Linked DNA regions of Mus musculus: region 2 is linked to region 1. Evidence: chromatin loops called from intact Hi-C (ENCODE). Cell type or tissue: left cerebral cortex. All regions are shown on one strand.

Region 1 (8,000 bases):
ATCCTTCAGTATCTGCCCTCCACCCCAAAAGAAAACAAAACCAACCAAACAAAACAATCTTGCTATGGAAACTGTGGTGTGTCACGTGGTTTGTATACCTCTCCTCCCACCCCCAAACAGCTTTCGTGGCAGATGTTCATTACAAAGGTCTGGTTCAAGGACACTGGCTCCCGTTTACACCATCAGTACTGGATCCTCACCAGGACTCCTCTAGGATATTTTGTTGTTGCCCGGTGTCATGGAGATCCTGCACCTTTGGTTATACAGGACCAGCCCTTTCTCTGGCTCCTACAGCTCATAGATGGACTAGATGCTGGAGTAAGCCAGCTCAAAGCCTTGAATCTGGGCCTGGGTTAGCTTGCTAGTTTTCCTGAGCTCACACCATCAGGGCCACCTCTCCCAGGCAAGGGGCAGAGGGAGCTCTGTGCAGCCCACAGACATCAACATGGCCCCAGCCCAAACCAGGGACATCCTTTTGTGGTAGCATGGGCCACAGACATCGACACAGACCCCTACTACTGTAGGGTCATGGACCCAGACATAGTCCTCTGCAGCAGCATGGGCTGGGACATCCCCAGGGCCTCAGGTGGCAGCACAGGCTACTCACATCAGGCTGTTCCTTACCACCCTTGAGTGCCCAGTTCTGCCTTCTTCCTAGTACAAAACCCACTCAGCTTCTCTTTCCCATCCCCCACCATATGCCTGCTCATCTGTAGTAGTGGGGGGCAGACCTCTCTAGTTCCGAAGGGTTTTTTTTTTTTTTTTTTTTTTTTTTTGGTTTTTCAAGACAGGGTTTCTCTGTATAGCCCTGGCTGTCCTGGAACTCACTTTGTAGACCAGGCTGGCCTCGAACTCAGAGATCCTCCTGCCTCTGCCTCCTGAGTGCTGGGATTAAAGGCATGCGCCACCACGCCCGGCTACTCGGAAGTTTTTAATACGTAGACAGTTAACTGTCTCTTTGTACCAAGCTTTATCTTCCATTTACTTGTGAAGTATAAATAATCCATTGTTCCAAGGTAGATGCAGAAATGTTCAGCCGGGCGTGGTGGTGCACGCCTTTAATCCCAGCACTAGGGAGGCAGAGGCAGGCGGATTTCTGAGTTCGAGGCCAGCCTGGTCTACAAAGTGAGTTCTAAGACAGCCAGGGCTATACAGAGAAACCCTGCCTCAAAAAAAGAAATGTTCTATGACCTCACTCTCTGTTAGTCAAAATGCCACTCAAAGAAAAATTTCCTTCTCCACTTCTTTTATAGGAAAAAACCAAACCAAACCAAATCAACAACAAAACAGTCTTCGAGCTGTTGCTGCTGTAACTAATGTAGATAAAGAAAGAACAGGGCCTCAGGCACTAGGAAGTAGAGGCAGGCTCAGTAGAGAGCAGAGAGAGTGGGGATAGAGTAGGGCCCTGACCAGACACTACCCATCTGGTTCTACATTGCTACAGGGCTGCGGGTCCTTCAAATGCTCACTTGAGAGGGAAACCCTGGGGTTATTTGTCCTGTAAATATAGGAGGGCATTGAGGAGGGTCCCACAAGACTGTGGCAGCTGTCAACCTGAGCTGTCAGGACTGAGGTAAAATGTTCTTTGGTTTCTTTCACCAAATAAGCAAAGGCCGGTGATGTGGAAAGGCAGGGGAGAAATAATATTTCATTTAGCAAACTTAGGGGCCCAGTTTCCTGCCTGTTAGCATCAACTAGTGTAATGGTTTTGTCTCAAATGGAAATGAGTCAGAAATCAGTTTGAAAATAAGCTCCAGAAGGGGACCCCAAGCTATTGGATGTTTTGAGCACGCCAGTCACTAGGAGATTGGGGTATTGATTTGCCTCCCAAGGCTCCCTGGTTTTTCCTGAATCACGAATCATCGCCTTCTTAGAAAAGCGCCTCTGTGACATTCTTATTGATTAGGCTTCAAAAGGGAGTGGAGCTGAGGGAGGGGGCTGGGCAGCCTCCCACTCTACCTCCCTGGGACCATGGAGTCTTCCTGTGTTCTGTTCACCCCGGAAGGACCTCCCTCACCAGACTGGGATTCTCCAGGCATTCTAACTGGTTGATTCCAGTTCTCCTGGTCAGTTGTTCTCAGGGTATTTTCTCCTTCTTCTAGACCTGCTCCATGTTGTCAGGTCAACTGTCCTATGAGGTCTAAGAGAAAGTTCTTTGTCTCTGGACAGAAGACACTTAGAAAAATGTCACTCCATTTCCTCCCAGATCTTCCAAACATTTTTACTCCGTGGAGAGAATCCTAAGCGACAAGTACGGAGATAAATGGTTCGTCTGGAAGACAAAGTAATAGCAGAACAGTATGTTCTTAGGGTATTAATTAATAACCTGCTAATCATGGGATTTAAATCACATAAAATAGCAGATACCCCACAGTGCCATTTTGAAAGAGGCTCTGAGAAAAAAGCCTTTGCCTCACAAGCATGAAAAACCGAGTTCCATCCCTAGATGTTCTCAGAAGAAAAATAAATAAATAAAAATAAAAAGCACAAAAATAAATATATAGTGGCATGTGCCTGGGTATAGTGGCATGTGCCTTGAGTCCCAGCACTCTGGAGGCAGAGCCAAGTAGATCTCTGTGAGTTAGAGGCCAGTCTGATATATACCATGGGTTCTAGGATAGCCAGGGCTACATAGTGAGACCTTGTCTCAAATTAATAATAATAATAATAATAATAATAATAATAATAATAATAATAATGAGAGAGTCTGACAACCTAAGTTCAATTCAGAGAACCCATGAAAAGATGTATAAAGATGGAGGGAGAAAATGACTTCAAAAAGTTGTCCTCTGACCTACACACTTCCTCCCCCAGACATGTAACATATACACACACTATAAGTGAGTTGGTAACCTTTTAAAGATGAAAACCAATTCTGGGGGTTGTTTTGACCTGTGTATGCTCACAGGTACCACTCCTACCCACTTACAAATAAAGCTTTGCACCAGGTATGTCCCCAAATATTCACCTCTGTGATTTCTTTAAGCGTTACCGATAAAGCCCTGAGGTTTACAAAGTGCTTTTAGACGTATTTCTTTTCCTTTGGTCACCGTGAGACAAAGCACAGTGGGTGTTTCCCACTTGATTTCTAAATGAAATGAGAACGTGGAGAGATGTTAGGTGTTCTGCTCAAGGCCACCTGGCTCCCTGCAGTCGGGTTTGCTCACTGCTGTTTCTGAGTGTGTCCCAGACCAGCTGTGCTCTGTTGTGGAAAACAGTGTACTCCCCTTAACACTATTTTGTGGGTAGGTTTTACTTGCCTTGCTTTTGCACCAAACACCCTTTGAAATGTGATTTTTGAGCTGGGGAAAGGTGACTTTCATGTACCCAGGAGGCTTAGCTGGTTTTTCCCTAGCATTTCCAGATGACTAAGAGAACAGGGTATCTCAAGTGTTCCTTCCGTACACTGACAAGTGTTTTCTCTCTCTCTCTCTCTCTTTTTCCTCCTCCTCCTCCTCCTCCTCCTTCTTCTTCCTCTCTTTCCTTTTTTTATTTTCTTTCTTTCTTCCTTTCTTCCTTCCTTCCTTCCTTCCTTCCTTCCTTCCTTCCTTCCTTCCTTCCTTCCTTCCTTCCTTTCTTTGTTAAAACAATTCCCTATCTGAATGCACTGGAGATAAACAGTAACCAATAGGAAAGAGAGACTGGTTAAAAAGTGGCTTTTGAAACAATGATAGTAGGTAAAAGATTGATTCTTTCTAGGTTGAGCCAGATGCAGAGCGAGCTCCTCAATAAAGAGTTCTGGAAAAGCAGCCTCTTCTGTAACAGAGAAGACCCGTCCGCCCCCCTACATCAGGCTTGGACTGGGGCTGCTTCGGTAGTGTCTAGGGAGAAGAACTCACAACCCAGCCTCTCTGAACACATACCTGGAAGTTTGCAGAGACCAGCAGGACTGATGTGAAGCCACCGGGACATTTGTGTAGTAATGTGACCAGGATTAGTTCCCGCCGACAGACACTTCCTGGCTCCACGGCTTCTAAAGTAAGACAGTGGAAAAGCTTGTGATCGGCTAGGAGAATGTCAGAATCAACCCCGATGCTTACTAATTAAAGCAAGATTTGACCAGGTTATTTTTAGGTTTTCCTAAAACAGAATCCCCAAATCACCAGAGCATTAAATAAACGGAGTTCCCAGCCAGCGAGGGTGAGAACTTTGCCAGGGCCCAGGTTCACCTTGGCCTCAGGAATTATCACCTCCCCGGGCTCTGAGCGCTGACATCACGAGAGAATTTTCCAAATTGAGAATTTGGGTCTCTAACTTTATTTTTGAGATCTTTAAGGGAAGAAATGATAACCTGTTAGATGCCTGCTATTATGTGGCAGCTGTTGAGAGAACAGAAAAGCCAAGTGGGTGACTCATTGTCCCTTGAACAGGCCGCTCTCATTCTCTCCCACCCCACCCCCACCTTTGTTTCTGCTATACTCTACTTGGGGCCTGCTTACCCTCTCCCACTGTTCTCCAGGAATGTGGCCACAGGCCTTCATTAGCCAGAGTCAGTCTTCTCTCAGGCCAGCTCCACTGCTCCTGACCACCTGGACCCCTTATCTCCTGCCCAACATTTTTATAACCTGGCTTCCCCTGTCTGCTTTCCATCATTATCTCACAGATCACTGCACTCCAACACTGGCGGCATGTCTTTCTCTCTCCTTCTTAAAAAAAAAAAAAAAGGCAAATAGGTAGCCCACCCCACTCTCTAAAATCTGCTCACTGGTTTGTGACTCATCGTCTCTTGGTGTTTGGAGACAGGACTGTGTGTTCCTTCGAGCCGCCGAGTTGTCATTTCTCCCCTCAGGTTTATACAGACTTGGTTCTCGTGAGCGTCTGTCAGAGCCAAGGTCATGCAAAAGCTCCCTCTTATCTGGGGCTATTATCCCAGTCAATGGCAAGGACATAATTTAGAATTATGAGGACACAGGAAGGCAGACTGTCCTGGCTTAATGGAATGCCAAGCCCAGCTTTGAGAAGGCAGAGGAGATAAGAGGAAGAAAATACAGCGTTAGCTCCAGCGCTCTCCTGCTCCCAACTGTGGGAGAAATACCTGAGAGATGCGGTGTGTTGTTGCCTGCTGGGTTCACCTGCCTCAAAGAGGGGTAGAACAAATGAACAGACTCTAGTTCCCAGGATAAAATGAGGCTCTTTCCTTAGGTGAGCTGACAGTAGGAGAAAGGGGAGTAGGGACAGAGACAGCAAAATGTTATCTAGAAGAGTCAGTGAGGCGCCTCTGGGAAGGAGATCAGAGCGGACAGGAAAGTTCTCTTGGGGAGGGGGAGGGGGAGGGGGAGGGGGATTTGCCAGAGCAAAGGATTCAATTGCATGGGAGAAAATGTTAGGGGAATTTTTGCCTGACTCTACAGAAAACTTTGCTGAGTTAAGGGGTAAGTAACAGATCTGAATTCTGATGATCTAAGGAGTGTGTGGGGCGGTACAGGGCAGCTGCATAGCAATTAGAAACACGGGCTTGGAGAAGAAGGAGCAGGGTTCAGATCCCAACTCTCACGTTTCCTCAAAGAAAACAAAACAAACAACAACAAAAAAACTCCCACAGGAGACTGCACACAAAAAAAACGAGTCCCACGGGAAAGCATACAGAGTATTCAGAAAGATACAGTACGTGGTTAGGAGAGTCCCTGGCTCTTAATAAATAATAGCTCCATCCATATAGACAGATGGGATATTTCTTGATCTCCTTTTAGACAGCTTTGGCTTCAGAGTGCCCTGGGGATGCCAAGGAGGGACACAAACAGGCAGAGATTCTTCACAGAAGGAATGGCCAACGCGTTTCTAGGAACAATAACATCTGATGTTAAACTTGAAATGATTTCCTGCTCTAGGCAATAATAGCTCTGTCTGTTCTCATTAGCCACAACATCTTTGGAAAAGTCTGCTACGTACAACTGCTTTGTGTTAGCGCTGCTCTACTACGGAGAGGAGACAGGCAATGTCTGGGCTTTGCTTGTGCTTAAGGGGGGGGGGGCAGGAGAGGGGGGAGGCTGGAGGAGGAAGAGATGGAGCAGGAAGCAGGATTTGAAACCTGGGAGTGATGGATGTACCACAGACAGCAACAGAGACCAGCAAAGGCAAGAGGATCTGGAAGAGAAATGGAACCTATCACATTTACACTGTCACAGGTAGAAAGAAAAATACAATCCTGAAACACTGTTAGTTACTGAGCTAATCAACCCAGGGCTGCAAATGGACAGAAAGGCTGTCGTGGGCTCTATGCCAGGAGCAGTTTGTCACTTCTGATTACATTAGGTGACTCACCCAGAGCTGGTGTAGCACATTTTAATTAGTCCGTACCCGGCATGTTTGTAAAGCCAACCACACTGTCCACGGTGGCTCTATGGCCTGCTCTTCCTCCCTGGGACAGGAGGATCCTCAGGTCCCCAGCCTCAGATGCAGATAGGGTGCAGATTAACAACAGCACAAAAGTACTCTGGCTCCAGATGGGACAGACTCTAAGGTGTTCCAAATATTTCTGTGCCCCGGGCTGCAACGACTCTCCCGGAGGGGCAGCCCAAACACTCACCGAGTAACTCACCGAGTCGCGGCCCAGCCACTGCGGCAAGTGCAGCTACTGCCTCAGATTTGGCTCCGTTTTAGGGCAGTGCCCTTACACACAGGCTTCCTATGCCGGAGTCCAGACCCCTGTTCTTCTCAGGCCCAGATCACGTCAGGTGGCAACACTGGGTCTCCACACTGGGTTGTGACCCCTTCTGCTGTCACCTCGGGCTATTCCGCCGTACCCCAGTTCCATACCGTACACAAGAGATTCCCTCTACATTCTGCCAGTGGCAAGATTTGAACTACTGCCTCTCATCTTTTCCCGCCTCTTACAGAAGCCCTTCAAGGGCAGAAACCTGTCTGACGCATCTAGAGTTTCTTCGGCCGTCTCCTGCTTGTTCATTTGCGAATGTTTGTTCTTCTCAGCTTTCCTGTCCTCTTTCTACTCTTCCCCCTCCCTAATTCTAATTCTCTAGCTCAACTTCTGTCTATGTTGGAAGGGACCTAAGCATGCATTTGGACAGGGCCCCTAACTTTTCTCTGCCTCAGCCTTCTAGAGCTAGGCAAAACCTGTGACACGCCAGACACTGGGGGACGTGGAAACTATTACATGTATGTTCAGAAAACCAGAAGACAAATACAAATGCCAACAACTTCTCTTTTCAATACTTTTGTGAGTGATTAAACCTTCTTCTTGCCCTCAGATTTTGGAGGCCTGATTGCTGGTGCCCAGAGTCCATGATGGCTTGTGATGGCTGTCTAGTGGCCATGTTTGCTTCCCCGTCCTTCCCAGCCTCCTGCTCTGTTGCTGCCCGACCCAGCCCTCCACAGAGAAGGGCCAGCAGAGCTGGTAGGCTCAGACCAGGCCTTGCTTTCTGTTCCTTTCCCTCAGTAAGCCTACCTCATTTCTTCTCTCCCACTCCAGAGGACCCGGTGTGTGTCTGGTTCATCTCTTCTACCGGATGTGATTGAACTGAGTGCTGCTCACTCTTCTCTGATAAAGATGACTAAAGCTTTGTAGCTCTGTGTTCTGTGTAGTGGCAGGTGCTCCACTGGAGCTATGTGCTGAAATCTCAGCCGTCACTCCTTCCTCTGGGCCCCGCTCAGCCCTTCAACTGTGGGTAGAGACGGTGAAAGCGATTTCAGCAACAGGCTGAGACAATTGTTTTGAACCCAAACAAATTACGCGGGTCACCAGAACATCCATCATTTCTCACTGCCGGGTCCGAATGCCAGTGGAGATGGTCATGCATAATTTATCACGAAATCAATGGGAACCAAAGGGCACAGGAGAATAACGAGAATAACGGGTCTCTGAGGAAGACCTCCTTCTAGCCTGCTTCCAGCCTTTCTCTCTTCCTTTTTCCTTTCTTTCTTTCACTTTCTCTTTGTCCAAGCTTGTTCTAACACAGGCTTGCTTTTTTTTTTCAGCATTACTCGAAGCTGTTCTTCATGATGTCACCCTGCTCAGCATAACCTTCCCGAATACCTTCCCAGAC
Region 2 (8,000 bases), 220 kb before region 1:
TAATATAACAAAAGAGGCCAAACTGAAATATTATCATGATTAATCTCCCTAAATAGGCTGCCTAAATCCTCACCTCAAAACTGATTCTAGGTACAGAGTTAATGCGTACACCTCCATTTTTACAAATCACGCAGCACTGTATAAAACAACCTCCATAACAATTTTGAAAGTGCACTTAATATAATGCTGTTACTATGGTAACCCTGGCAGGCTAGTTCTTTGAAAAGAATCACATCAGAGCCTGAGCAAGGTTGTGACATGATGTTTTACTCTTCTTTCCTCATAATGTTTCTTTTGCAACAGCACACACACTCAATAGAAAAGTATCTACATAATTAGTCATTTTGACTTCATTCTTTTGACTCAGTTATTATTTCTAAAGTCTTTGTTTTTTTAAGACACTGTTCAAGAAAATAACGTAACTTAAGGCTGAGGCAATGGCCCAATTGGTAGAATGTTTGCCTAGCATGCATGAAGCCCTGAGTCTGATGCCCATCACCACATAAAACTGGGTGCTGTTACACATCCATGTAATAATCCCAGCACCCAAGAAGGAAAACAGAGAAAAGAGGATCCGAACTTCAAAGTCATGCTTGCTACCTAATGAGTTTGAAGCTAGCCGGACCTATGTGTGGCCCGGCCCTGTCTTTTGTTAATTTTTATGTAAAACCTTGTCTCCCGTCCCCCCCCCCCCCTGTCCCCTCCCTCTTCAAGACAGGGCTTTTCTGTGTAACCCTTGCTATTCTGGAACTCACTCTATAGACAAGGGTTGCCTTAAACTCAAAGATCTACCTTCCTCTGCTGGGATTAAAGGCATGCACTGATATCACCTGACATGAGACCGTATCTTGAAGGAAGGAAGGAAGGAAGGAAGGAAGGAAGGAAGGAAGGAAGGAAGGAAGGAAGGAAGGAAGGAAGGAAGGAAGGAAGGAAGGAAGGAAGGAAGGAAGGAAGGAAGGAAGGAAGGAAAAAAATGAAACCTGGTCACAATTCAAATGTTAAAAATTTTGTCATTCCAAGTTCTAGGCTTTTTGGTAAAAAACTTATTGATGTATTCAATATGCAGCAATCATAAAATATTTTTAAAACTTTAGGAATATGACCAACATAAACAATAAATGGTCTCTCCATTTTCCTCTCCATGCCATTCATGTAGCACACCTATAGAGTCTATACTGTGATTTCAGGAGCAAGTCTTAAAATAAATTCTGTGAAGTAAATAGACATAGGTATTATTATCTCCACTTTAAAGATATGGCTATGTGTGAGACAAAAACAGTCATGACAAATGGGGCCAAGGCAAACAGAAGTAGGAAACAGGATTGCTTCTCCTTCACATTGCAAGGTGAGGCTGGCATGAGCCCCATGGCAAAGTGACTGCTTGGCACACCACACTCAGGCCCTGAGCACAATCCTGGTATCACAAAAAAGAAATAAAGAGACAAGCAGAGCAGCTCACACCTGTATTCCCAGAACATGGGCAGTGGAGGCAGAAGGACCAGACGTTCATGGTCATCCTCAGCTACACGTCATCTGGACATCAGCCTTCATCTGGGGCCTATCAGGCTATGTGAGAGACTTCTGCTGGGGGCTTTTCTGATACACTGCTTATACAAAGTAGTACTCTATTTTGAAGCCTTTCAAACCTCCATAAAATTTACCAATCTAACCATTCCTTAGTATCTATAGCTAAACAAAGCCCAATAATTTTAAGACAGATATGGGGAAAATTCTCTTAGCACCTTGTAGTGAAAGGATATAATCTGACATCTTTTTTGTTGTTTTTGAGAAAAGAATATAATTTACAGTTTACATATATATGTAGCAGATAAGTCATCAATGTATCAAATATGTCAATGTAAAACTACACATTAAACTATAGTTAAATAGGATATATATATATATTTTTCCCCCCTAGTACAGAACTGCTTCATTTAAAGATAAATTGATAAATTATGTTGGGTCAAACCTCTGTTCGCATTCCCCAACTCCTTGTGATACTGAGGACAGAACATCCATTTCCACATACGCCAACTGTGCAAATGCAGAGGTCAGAAAACAACCTGAAGCAGGCAGTTCTCTCCGTCCACCATGGGTACTCAGGGCCTGAACTCAGGCTGTCAGGCTTGGCTGCAGGTGCCTTTACCTGTGAAGCCATTTTGCTGGCCCATCCCAGCCTTCTTTGTACTTTTTCTTACACTGTGCTGAGGTCTGAACACAAGAACTTCATGCATAATAATAGGTAAGCTACATTCCCCATTATACTTATTTTGAGACAGGGTCTTGCTAGGCTGGTCTGAGGCTGCACGTCATGGCTGAGCCTCTTGACTGTATGTAGTGAGAACACCTGGACCAGATTACTTACACTGTCCCTTTAAAGCCACTCGCTGTCCACTCCTGTATCTGAACAACTCTGTGGCTACGGAAATCTGTCAAATGTGTTCTTTGAGTGTTTTCCCCAGTCATTCTCTACGTTATTTTTTGAGACAGGGTCTCTGATTTAACCTAGAGCTCAATGACATGATTAGTATGACTGGCAAGCAAGTCACAATGTCCATCTCCCCAGAGCTGGGATTATAGGTGCTTGCTGCCATGCACAGCCTTTACATAGGTGTTGGGGACCAAATTCACATACTCAAGTTTGTGCAGCAAGCATTTTACTGAGTTATCGCTATAGCCCTAAAATGTATGCTTAGCAGAACACTAACCTTACCAATCTAAAAGCTAAAAATTTTATCAGACATCCCAGACCTCTACAGAGTTTCCCTTGGGTTTGCCGTGGCCTGCTTACTTGTAGTCACCATCAATGTGTTCAGTAAATACCTTCATTTATGATTTTCTTTGTTCTGTAACTAATAAAATCTAACGTAACCACTTCCAATGGTTACAACCTGAATCTGTGCTCCCAGGTTACCGTTACTTATGTTTGCCTCAAGAATAAACTATCTCTTATTTCCTGAAGTGAGTACTGTATTTGTGTCAACAGCACCAACAGCCTGGGCAACTTTCAGCTTCTTAATGAATATATTACTAGTATAATATATTCAAGTAGCCATTTTTACCTAAGATGGGAGGCAGGTGTGTCTCTGATAATTTAGCAAAAGGAGCCACATAGCATCTTGCACCAAATTAATTGTCAAATTTACAAATTCTCTAATAACTTTATAAATCACAGTGCATGCTGGTACTGACTACTGGCATTCCCTAGCAAGAACTAAAATTATAGGAGCTGTGGGGATGCTTCCTTCACTGAGGTACTCAATCACATCCTATCACTTAGCAAGAATGGTGACCTGGTGGCAAAATTATTGGCTACATTTATCAATACTATTCTAAGCACAGAATCTATGTCCTAGTGTATACGCTCAGAGGCACCAATCTCATGGTGCTGTGTCCTCGTCTGTCATGACATCAGATACAAGTTAGAGCAACAGTAGTTTTGTACCTCTGAATAAATCTCCCAATACAGCCTCACAAAAAAGGTTACTGAGAACGATTTACCTGAGTATTTAAAAAGCACTCTACTCATCTGCATTAGTCACATCTCTTTGCACTGTTCAAGGTGTGGGCTGACGCTGTCTATTCAGCAGACAAAGAAGGAAAGCATTTTAATACAAGGAAGGGAAATCACTGATTGACAGTTCTTGGGGAAAGGTTAAAAATTCAAAAGGAGTGTTCAGCATGTGGCTCTGAACTTAAAAGCTTTTTTTCTCTTCCCAACAGAAGAGCAGTAGCAAGTAATAGCAGGTTGCCATGGAGACGAGAAACTAGAGGGATCAGAGAACTCAATTTGCAGTTAAATGGGCTGGAAACAATCCTTACTAGTTGGTGAAAGAAAATGATTAAAAATATACTTGATTGCCAGAGGGATTCTTGTGCACCTAGCCATCTCTTAACCTCATTAATGAACAAGGAAATCTCAAAAATACCTTCTAAACCAGTAAATGAAAACCCAAGGCATCCATAGGTTAAAGCCATTGAGCATCAGTCAGGATTCAAACAACATCACAATTCTTACCCAACTGACTGCAAGTCTTGTTCATGATATTTGCTAATATCCATTGAAATGAGATTAAAACTGTGTTCAAGGCTAAACTGAGATAACCAGGGTCTGGCGCCTCAGCAGAACCAGCAGCAGGGATGGCAAAGTCCAGGAAAGCAGATTTGAGAAGTAAGAGCTAAGATGTCAAAAGCTCAGCATACCTTCGTGAGTGCTGTAAAGGGCTGCAAATGTCACGGTGAAGAAAGTTGTGGAGTATTTGCCAGCATTTACTAGATGAGGAAAAGCCCTCCTCGTGTCACGGTACCGGCGCAGGCACTGGATGAAGCGAAGCCAAGCTGGAATACATTGAACAATGGCTCGCACACCATATGAATATTTGTGGCAAAATTCTGGTTCTGTGAAGATTTCAAAGAAGAAGGAAAAAAAATTACAGTTCAAAAAGATGAATTGTTCACATCCTTTAGTCACACAGTACAACTCCCCATCAGTGTGTGCATAAGACCCCAGCCTGTGGGTTCACAGTCACTTTCTCCTGTGCAGGTGCCATTTGTTCACGGTCTTTAGTGGCTGATAAGCCAAGGCGACCACCGGGAAAATATGTTCTTTGAGATTTCTGAGTATCCTAGAATCGAAAGTTTTTTATTTTTTGTTTCAAGTGTAATAAAGCTATAGGAAAAGTGTCTAAGAATAAAAGGAAGAAAAACACGTGCTTTGTTCTATGACTTTAAACATATGGAAAACCTAAAAACATCACAGGTACCATGACAGTTTTATAAGTGGCAAGCTACTATAAAACAGACCCCGAGTACATCTTCTGTGGCCTCCCTTCTAATTAAGAACAAGCCTGTGCTTCATTATTGGTTTTTATTGCTGCTTTGGAGTGGTTGTAGTTTTTGAGACAGGATTTCATTATGCATCCCAGGCTGTCCAGGGACTATTCTATGGTTTCAGCCTCCTCAATGGTGGGACTACAGAGGCTTGGTAGGCTGCCACACCCAATGTATCATAATCTTTTGTGAGAATATGCTATAGAACTGTCTATATTAGACCTGTTATGAATGCTAACTACAGAAATTGGCATTACCCAAGCCTGGGTAAAGAGCTAGAAGGTCAAGACTTCTGAATTGACCAGGATGTTCTCAAGGCACTTGACCTGATTCTAAGCAATCAGTACTTAGATCACTGACACCTACAATGGCATCTTGAGCATTTCTGTGAGGACAAATTGCTGGCACTCTAGGATTTGTGATATAGCTACCAACACATATGAACGTTGAGAGATAACTGCAGAATTCTTTAAGTGTAAGTTGTAAATTTCTTGGCAAATGGTTGACTAAAACCCTAACACAACTTAAAAGCCAAATGATTTCAATAAGGAGATTGCTAGCAGAGTGCCAAGCACATTTAATTACATGTGTAATGCTATTGGATGAGTTTTCATCATGACCTTAACTGTTGCAGTTATCATTCCCAATAGTTCTTGGTTTATGCTGGCAATCCAGCAGTGTGAATACAAAATCATACTCTACCTTGTGGATCATTTGGCAACAGGCCCTTACTCTCATCCCATTTAAGCTCAAAACTGTAGAAGCAGATCATATATTCCAGGTCCATGAGAATCACTGACAGGCTGTTCAGCTGATCGGCCAGCCAGAAATCAGCAAAGCCTACCTTATGGAAGGGAGCAGTAAATACTCGAAACTGAGAAAAAGAAAGGAAAAAAAAATGAGAAAACACAGAAACAGTTCTCCAGTTCAAGGCTGACTGACCATTCAGAGTGACTGCTGATGAAAAGGAAACCAATAAATCACAGACACACACAAAGCCCAGACAATGAGGTTAGGTCAAGTAGGAAAGTAGGAAAGAGTTGAGTGAAAAGGTAAACAGTGCTCGTGGTGAGTATGGGGTTGTTGGCAGGTAAAAAACAGAAAGCAAGAGGAGGGAGAATATACTAGGCATAGTGGTTCATTGCCGTAAGCCGGCATTTAGAAAGCTGAGGCAGGACTGCAACAAGCTTGAGGCTAGCCTGAGCTACAGAGTAAGACCCTGTCAAGAAGAAGCTGATGGCAGCACAGAAAGGCAACCTGGTGTTATGCTACAAAGCATTTCCTGGATAGGAGACATTCTTTGCCTAGAAAAGACAGGAAGGGCCAGACAGTGGTAGCGCACACCTTTAATCCCAACACTAGGGAGGCAGGGGCAAGCAGATCTTCGAGTTTGAGGCCAGCCTGGTATACAGTTAGTTCTAGAACCAAGGCTGCACAGAAAAACCCTGTCTCAAAAAAACCAGGTGTGTGTGTGTGTGTGTGTGTGTGTGTGTGTGTGTGTGTGTGTGTGTGTGTGTGTGAACAGGCAGAGAAGGTGATTACATCATCTGAGGCATGTCACATTCTCTAACCTAAATGACATTCTTACAGCATTGGGTTTCGAACCCAGGACTTTGTGCATATAAGGCAAGCACTCTACCACTTAATTGCACCCTAGCCTATGTAATATTGATTTCACTAATGTGATGGCAATGACTATGTTCACCTTGTAATTTCCACAAAAATCACCTCTCTGACCACTATTCTGAAAATAATGATAAATCTATTAAGCAAACTTACTGAACACTAACTCATGTAATATATTCTCTTAGGGTTTATGGAATAGTATAGCTCAATTTTTATAACAATTCTTTTCTTAAGGGGAGTAGGTTGAGACAGACCTCACTATGTAGCCCAGGCTGGCCTCTAACTTGAAATTCTCCTGCCTTTACTCACGAAGTGCTAGGATCATAGGTATGTAGCAGCATGCTTAACCTTCTCTCATAGCAGTTCCAAAGCTAGGTCCTTTGTTATTCCCATTAACACAAACTCATCTTGACATGTTCTGTATAAACCTGTTATAATTGCAAAGGAAATCCTGGCACTGCAGAGCAGGATCAGACACTAGTGCAATCCACCAGGGATAAACTCAAGTTGTTCAAAGGACCCGGACAATCCTGCACGAAGGAGTATGGATAAAGATAGCTTTTATCTTTATCCTCTTAGATTCCCTTGTTTTATTATACAAAAGAAAATGTATAAGATAATAATAAAGTATTCCTCTGACACAGTAGTAATTTTGAAAATGCGTTAAAATTCCTAGCTCTCTGGATGTATAGCTGTATTCATTTAGTAGACACATTCAACCTGGGAATCTATGGCAACCCTCCTCTCAGATGTGGCTGGCTCTTTCTACTCATTCTATAAGCATTTCTCTCAGAGACACATGACTATATAGTACGAATCATCCTGGCTGTCATCTATAACAGATACTGTATTGAAGCTAGATTTGGAAACAATAATAACAAGTTTTGAAATACTGGTCTCTGAGACTGATATCTTTTGGTTCCATGATCTTCTGGAACTGGAATTATAGGCAGTTTTGAACTACCATTTGAGTGCTGAGAATCAAACCTGAGACTTCTGGAAGGCAGCCTGTGCTCTTAACCACTGAGCCATCTCTCCAGCCCCTTAAGTTCATGTGCATGTACATACAATTTTATTATACTACTAAAGAAAATATTGGTTAAAAACTGATCTATAGCCAGGTGGTAGTGGCACATGCCTTTAGTCCCAGGACTTGGGAGGCGGAGGCAGACAGATTTAGGTGCTTTCAAGACTAGCCTTTTTTGCAGATGGGGTTCCAGGACAGGACAAACAGGGCCACACCTAGATACCCTGCCTTGAAAACAACAACAATAAGAAAACAAAACAAACTGATCTCTAAATGATATTACTAAGGACTCCATGTTAAATCTTTAGTTAGCTACTAAAAGAACACGGTAATGTTACTATTGGAAAATCTGGGGCTTTACTTGTGCCTCCTAATTGGATTTCTAGTTGAGCAAATACAGAGACAGGAAAGAGGACAAAACCCCACTGAGTATAAATAGAGCACACTAGATCAGACATACCAACATTGCAGAGAGTTAGGACTTACAGTGCTTAGGCTTCTTTTTTTTTTGGAAGGG

The links. Peaks named below come from ENCODE experiments on the same cell type or tissue, not always from the same donor. Only the 100,000 strongest peaks of a DNase experiment are listed, where the experiment ranks them.
Region 2: it touches region 1 in a loop (3-fold over the local background); 37 of 42 quality-filtered maps call a loop at or near these places.

What each region holds. Positions count from the first base shown.
Region 1 is chr1:155,523,163-155,531,162 of GRCm38, forward strand. Gm5532 (predicted gene 5532) reads right to left here and starts at 3,949. Exons shown (of 2, transcript NR_132128.1): 1 at 3,864-3,949. In left cerebral cortex, no CTCF peak of the experiment used is centred here; DNase peaks (open chromatin) are centred at 4,030, 4,267, 4,818 and 6,284; H3K4me3 peaks cover 311 bases.
Region 2 is chr1:155,303,419-155,311,418 of GRCm38, forward strand. Xpr1 (xenotropic and polytropic retrovirus receptor 1) reads right to left here. Exons shown (of 15, transcript NM_011273.2): 10 at 5,533-5,704; 11 at 4,204-4,398. Among named protein-coding and RNA genes, the nearest start is that of BC034090, 63 kb to the left of the region's middle. In left cerebral cortex, no CTCF peak of the experiment used is centred here; a DNase peak (open chromatin) is centred at 3,741; H3K27ac peaks cover 351 bases.